Linked DNA regions of Homo sapiens: region 1 is linked to region 2. The links are chromatin contacts, found by Hi-C or POLR2A ChIA-PET in ENCODE. All regions are on one chromosome and are shown on one strand. Each heading gives the region's core, a stretch centred on a gene start or an enhancer-like site at or near the end of the contact. The rest is flanking DNA. Distances are from core to core; before and after follow the strand shown. Region 1 overlaps LINC02551 (long intergenic non-protein coding RNA 2551). Region 2 has its middle 32 kb from the start of MIR8052.

The links. A loop is a pair of places that touch in the nucleus more often than their neighbours do. ChIA-PET counts read pairs that join two places held with the same protein, here RNA polymerase II (POLR2A). Pooled maps may share reads with other maps.
Region 1: a loop to region 2 is called in a map of mammary epithelial cell, with 3 times the contacts of the local background. The contact joins two enhancer-like sites. A Hi-C loop is called at or near these places in 3 of 168 maps with a recorded cell type or tissue (PC-3, mammary epithelial cell and sigmoid colon) and 3 of 50 pooled maps. POLR2A ChIA-PET finds 5 or more read pairs at or near these places in 1 of 52 experiments (naive thymus-derived CD4-positive, alpha-beta T cell).

Annotation. Positions count from the first base shown.
Region 1 is chr11:130,846,391-130,849,482 of GRCh38, reverse strand. LINC02551 (long intergenic non-protein coding RNA 2551) reads left to right here. Exons shown (of 6, transcript NR_125383.1): 4 at 2,441-2,620. Among named protein-coding and RNA genes, the nearest start is that of LINC02551, 14 kb to the left of the region's middle. Within about 2 kb of position 1,827, at least 4 of the 41 ENCODE cell types and tissues checked have a DNase peak (open chromatin) inside an H3K27ac peak, as active enhancers do; they include PC-3 and mammary epithelial cell, where a contact is called at or near this core.
Region 2 is chr11:130,633,580-130,636,785 of GRCh38, reverse strand. No RefSeq gene overlaps it. Among named protein-coding and RNA genes, the nearest start is that of MIR8052, 32 kb to the left of the region's middle. Within about 2 kb of position 1,570, at least 9 of the 41 ENCODE cell types and tissues checked have a DNase peak (open chromatin) inside an H3K27ac peak, as active enhancers do; they include PC-3 and mammary epithelial cell, where a contact is called at or near this core.

The DNA of each region.
Region 1 (3,092 bases), core at 578-3,077, 210 kb before region 2:
TACTCAGGCCAACTGAGATGAGTTTCAAAGAACCTCTAACAGGCTTGCCATATATTCCTTGGAATTGGGGCAGATTCTGGAACTGGTATCTGAGTCACACTTACTTGGAAGAAAATCTGAAGGAGGGAGTTTCTGGCTGTGGGCAGGGAGTAGAAGCTGTGCTGGCAGACTGAAGGGAGCTATGCAAACGGCAGCGCAAAAACACATGTTTCTCAAGGTCCACATGTGAATCCTGAGGAAGAGACCAGCATGAGGCAGTTTGAAAACTCTATCCAAGAGGACCACTGGAATTAGGGAGGGAGTGCAGGGTGGATGACCCCAGCAGAAGGAGACTGCAGTGAACCACCAGCCATGGGCTGGGCGAATGTCATCAACTTCTAGCCAAAGGAGGCATCCCTGCACCAGAAAACCGCAGTTGAGAGTCCCCAGAGGAGGAGCTTAGAAGAACCCAGAGATGTACCCATGAAAGAAAAGAGGAGCACTTGAGTGCTCAGCTCAGAGAGCCCTTAAACGCCGGATCACACCTGGGCCTACCAAGTAAGGAAGACCTTTCCCATCCACTGCCCTTCTCCTTCTACCCCTGGCCAGCCCTGAAGGAGCCAACAGCAACATGAAGAGTGGGAGGTAGATCAGCCAGGAGAACAAAGAAAAGAAGCAAGTCTCTGCAAGTTTCCCAGCCCCAGCCAGGGCAAAGGTAGTGATTGACAGCTTGGAGTTTAATAAAATATTGAACTGGGCTTTTAATATATGCAAAAGACCAGAATATTCCATGGGATCTGCAGGAAGGAAGAAGGAATTGAAAAAGAGTTATAACACAAAGTGGAGGAAAAATAGTTTCCTTCTATTAACACTGTACCAAATCCAGTCATTCAGAAACAAAACAGAAAGTTCCCTACGCCGCCAACTTTCTGGGTTGCTTACCTGTAAAGCCACACAGAGCTCTGCAGTTAGAAGGGTTCCACCCTTGGCTTAATGCTCTGTTACCATCTTGAAATTCTTAGTAATTTTTAACATGGGCCCCACATTCTCATTTTGCACTGGGCCCTGCAAATTACATAGCCAGTCCTAGTAACATATGTAACAGGGACTTAGCCTTGTTCTATGTGACCCCAGTTGGTAGAATGGAACCAATTAGTGGGAGGTTAAAAAAACAAACAAACAAAAAAAAAAAACAGATTTTAGCTCAATGCAGTAGTCCCCACTTATTCACAGGGAATATGTTCCAAGACACCCAGTGGATGCCTGAAACCTAGGATAGTACCAACCCCAACTATGTTTTTTTCCTATACATACATATCTATGATAAAGTTTGGGGTGCAACAGCAAAACTATATGAATTTTTTTCTTCTTCACAATTTCACAGGTAAAAAAATTCATTCTCACTGTAGATCTCAGCAACTTTAATATTGCAATTTTTATTCTTTCGTTATTAAGTCAAGAGCTCTCACCTTTTCACTTAACGAAAGCACTTCCCAGCTTCTCCTAGGCATGTTCAAATGGCCAGCATCACTACTTTTGTTCTTTGGAGCCACTGTTCAGTAAAATAAGGGTCACTTGAACACAAGCACTGCAAAACAAATGACAGTCAATCTAATAACCAAGACGGCTCCTATGTGACTCATGGGTGAGTAGCGCAGACAGCATGGACATGCCAGACAACGGGATGATTCACGTCCTGGGTGAGATGGAGTAGGACTGCATGAGATTTTTATCATGCCATTCAGAAGGGCATGCAATTTAAAACTTACGTGTATTTCTGAGATTTGCCATTTACTATTTCTGGACTGCGGTTAAGCACAGGTAACTAAAACTGTAGAAAGTGAAACTGCAGATAAGGGAGACTACTGTATCGGGACAAGTTTGTTAATACTCATAGCTACCCAGATTGGGATAGGCAGTGTAAAGGAGTCAGAGCTTCTGTTCATCAGAATCCATACGGCAGAGGTGGGTCAGCCTTTTGGCACTCTAGGGCCTCCAAAATCCTTTTCAGCCCTGGGATTATCTGATTCTTTGATTAATGAATGTCTTTCAAGATGCCTACCTTACCAACTTAACCAGGAAATGAATTCACTAGTACTGTGACCAGGTAAGAGTATTTCCAAGGGCAGCCTATGAGCCCTCAATGGATGGAGTTTCACTAATTCCCTCTGTTTCTGTCTAAGTTGTGAGGTATTTTCCTTTAATGAGAACATTATTGCCATTACTCACTGTATTTTTTTTGTTCGTTGTTAGTTGGATCTTATTATGGCTGGCACATCATGGCTCCTTTATTCCAAGAAGAAGTCTTTTAAAACATCCCAGAAAGTATCTAGGGCTTAAAGCCACTTTCATTAATCATTATTTTGACAATGAAGCATAAACAAACTGACAAATATTGTTTAAATTTAACATTAAAATTCAATGTGTATGTCTCAGTTATTGTTGTCATTCTTATTTTCAGTCAGGGAGATGGTTCCAGGAGAAGAAAAGAAAGTCAGTTGCTTTCTGAGATCAGGTGGGAAGTTTATCCTGTCAACTCCACCTTTAGAGTGCTAGTCTCTGGAGCCACAAGGACTGAAACTCTGCTTCAGAGACCCACCACTGATGACAACCATCAGGCTCAGGAACTGAAAAGAAATGGGTATGCTTGATCATGCTTAGTAAACACGTTTCACTACTGACTCACTTCTCCTGTGTGTTGGAAAACGTTGAGCTTCTTTCATACCATATTTTGGCCTTGACCTTTGTAGCATTTAGCCTCCCTACAATGGGGTCTATGTGTTTCCACACCCTCAGAGCAGGCCCCTAATTATAGCCATCCATTAAACTGTCAGAAAGAAATCCTCAACTCAATCATGTCTTTATCAAACTCTGGCTGTCAGTGGGGTCAAGTGAGGCGTCAAGTCTGACCTGCCCGGAGCCCCTGTCATGTGCTCATCTCACACTCACTGGGGTCTTTGTGACCAGGCAGGCTAGACAGCCACCTGGCCACCCCCAGCCCAGTCCCCTCTCCCACTGCATTGCCCAGACAGGGCGGAGCCAAGGGAGGCTCTCAAGCTCAGATAATGGGGCTGACATAATGTAAGGCCTTCTCCTTGACCTTATCTTGGGGT
Region 2 (3,206 bases), core at 321-2,820:
AAGAGACAAAGAGGCAGGCAAACGGCCTAAAATGTGTCTGCAAGCAAGGGGTAGAGCATGGTTCTCACGGAGCCTGTGGCATCTGTTAAAGCTCTCTGCTGTTTCTATGAACCTCCTTTGAATGAGAACCCTAGGAGCAGTACAGAGGTAAAAAGAAAGACTTTGGAGCCAGTCAGGCCAGGGTGCGAGTCTTGGTTTAGCTTTGCTGTGTACCTAAGACCTCTGAGCAACAGCTCCCTTGATTCTCAAAGAAGCACAAAAACAACGTCCTTTCAGAGTGTTGCAAAAATTAAAAATGAGTATGTCAAGCACTTAATTTTGTGATGAATGTAGGATTATGTGTTTAATATAGTAGAGCTACTTTTCTGCTTATGCAATTTGTAACTTGGGTCATTATTTCTTCATCTATTCCTGTTTGTTTTTAGTAAAGTTCCTTTGCAAATATCATACTCTTAACTAAGGAAAAGGAAAGCGCAAGATGTTTGCCCAAGCTTTAGTGGTGCAGGATGCCATAGGCGGTGAGCATCTGAGAGGGTGGTGTTGACAGCTAAGCTCCCAGGTAGGACCCCTGGAGAAAAATTGCAGCCTTGGAGGGGGGCTGTATTCTGGTGAGGAAAGGCAGACTCTTAGGTCCCAGGGACCATGCTGGGCAAGAAGAGAGGTCAGAGTCACAGAGCAAGGCCCTAGTGATGAAAGTGTGCATGGGGAGAGCCTTCACAGGGGGCTTCCACATGCTTGCCCTTCTTCTCCTCAAGCCTTCCTTGACAGGGAGCTGTTTAATTCCCCGTTATGCTGCTTGCACTTAAGAACTGGGTGCAAATCATTGCTGCTACTGTCATTGCTGTTGCATGTTTTGTACTTTGCTATCCACCTTGGCTGCTGTTTTTTGTTTTTTTTTTAACTGTGGTAAAATACACATAACATGACATTTACTGATTTAACTTTTTTTTTTTTTTCTGAGATGAAGTTTCGCTCTTGTTGCCCAGGCTGGAGTACAATGGCGTGATCTCAGCTCGCTGCAACCTCCATCTCTCAGGTTCAAGTGATTCTCCTGCCTCAGTCTCCCAAGTAGCTGGGATTACAGGCGCCTGACACCATGCCCGGCATGCCTGTAATCCCAGCACTTTGGGAAGCTGAGGCAGGTGGATCACCCAAGGTCAGAAGTTCGAGACCAGCCTGACTAACATGGCGAAATCCCGTCTTTACTAAATACACATGCTTTAGCCATTTTTAAATGTACAGTTCAGTGGTATTATGTACATTCTCATTGTGCAATTATTGACTCTTTTGAGCCTCAAAGTCTCACCATCGGTGGAAGCAGGACTCACAGGAGCATGCCCATGTCCCCATCGCCCTAATTCCAGACCCGGGTGTTCTAGAGTTCCGTGAGGCTTTTCTTTCTGCACAGCAGAGAGTGGTCTGGGCACAAAGACAAAGCTCAAGGCTGCTGTGCTCTCACCTTTCATCTGGATTGTTGTTTGTGTGAAATTTAACATCGCTCACCTGCTTCTGACACGCATTTACCAGGATGTGACTCAAACAGAGCCCCATTTGGCTGACATCTGCCGTTCCCATCCTGCCTGACTCTGCAGGGAAGCTCCACTCTGGCAGAGGGAGCACAGTCGGGTTGCTGTTCCTGGCGAAGGAAAGCAGGGTTTGCTGCCTAACATAGCAAGGGACGAGGCAGGGTTCCTAGTTCTTCTCCCAAGGCCTTTGCTAACGCTCTGTGGGGTTTTTCAGGAAGTCACTGGGCTTAGCTATCTGTCAGGAGCAAAAATAACAAAATCAGTTTCTATACAGTTCCTCACTGGTGACTCATGCGACCCCAGATTCTTTTAGGTCCTCCAGATTCAAAACGTTTGAGAATGGTTAACCCTATTTTAGAAAACTGATCTAGTTTTTAATTATGATAATAACCCATGGTTATTTAATGCCTAGTAGATGCCAGCCACTGTGCTAGGAAAGCAAGTGGTCAGGTGACCTGAAAGATGGTTCTGAAGCCAGACTTTATCAATAAAAATGAGACATGGAAACATCATTGAGACTCTTGCCAGGCACTGTCCCTGCTAAGATGCTCAAAGGCCGGTTAGGTTAAACAGGGATGCTCTCAGGACAAATGCATTACCTTAATATTACCTAAGACTCCACTCTAGTGAGCTGGACTAGCCCACATCCCCAGTTTAAGAGCCTGGTCAGCACTCTTACTTAAAGCCAAGGTCTAGAGAAACTCCATGCCCTCCTCCCGCCGTGCCAAGCCCTGGTGTGGGCCCCCAGCTCATCCACTCCAACAGCAGGAGGAGGCAAGGAGGAGACCAGAAGGAGGCAAGTGAAGGAGAGGGAACCACTGAGAAGGGAAGACGCCAGCCCTTCTCCCCTCTCATCCATGCCTTCCCCTCTATGGCCAATTCAGGTGAACCTGCAGCCTCTGTTCCACTCTCACTAGCAACTGAGAGCCTCCTCCCTGGGGTTAGGAAGTGGTGGCCTTCCTGCTTTGAGTCTGTGGCAAGCAAGGTTCCTAAATCTCTGGCCACAGGGATGCCCAGAGGATTCTGGGAAGAAATCAGCGTCTCCCACCTTTGAGGAAACTTCAAGAAGTGGGCCTCAGGAACACAGCCACGTCTCTCTTTCCCCTGCAGTTTCTCAGTGGCGTGCTGTAATACCAGCTAAGCATACTTAAGACCTTTCTTCTAATTGCCAAACAGATGCCTTCAGTTCAGGGATGAGGGTGTATCAAGATCTGTAAGTTGTACACCAAATGCTCACAGGTTAAACAACATCAGCTCAGAGAGGAAACATTTATGTCTAACTTTCTTTTCCTTGTATCAACAAATGGCACTGCAGCCCCTGGGCTCTGCTCATTCCTCACTGTATTTGTTCTCTGGCTACCCGTATATTTTTTCTCTGGCTTCTGACAAATTTTACCCTGATTTTCAAACCCAAATGCAAATACATATTTTTCAACTTGCTAACCATCTGATGAAGCCGTTGCCTTTTCTCTGCTATGCCAGCCCCTTGACCTTGGCTAAGGGTCCACTCTGGTTTCTTGACCAAGTAATTCAGCCAATCACATGAGAGCACATGGCTTCAAGCCTTCACTCTCCTAGCCAGGTGCCTGCACAGAGAGCACAGCAGTTATGACTCAGACAGAGAATGCCTTTCTCTAGGAAAGAAGGTCCTATTCTCATTCTGCTCATCAGCTTATTATT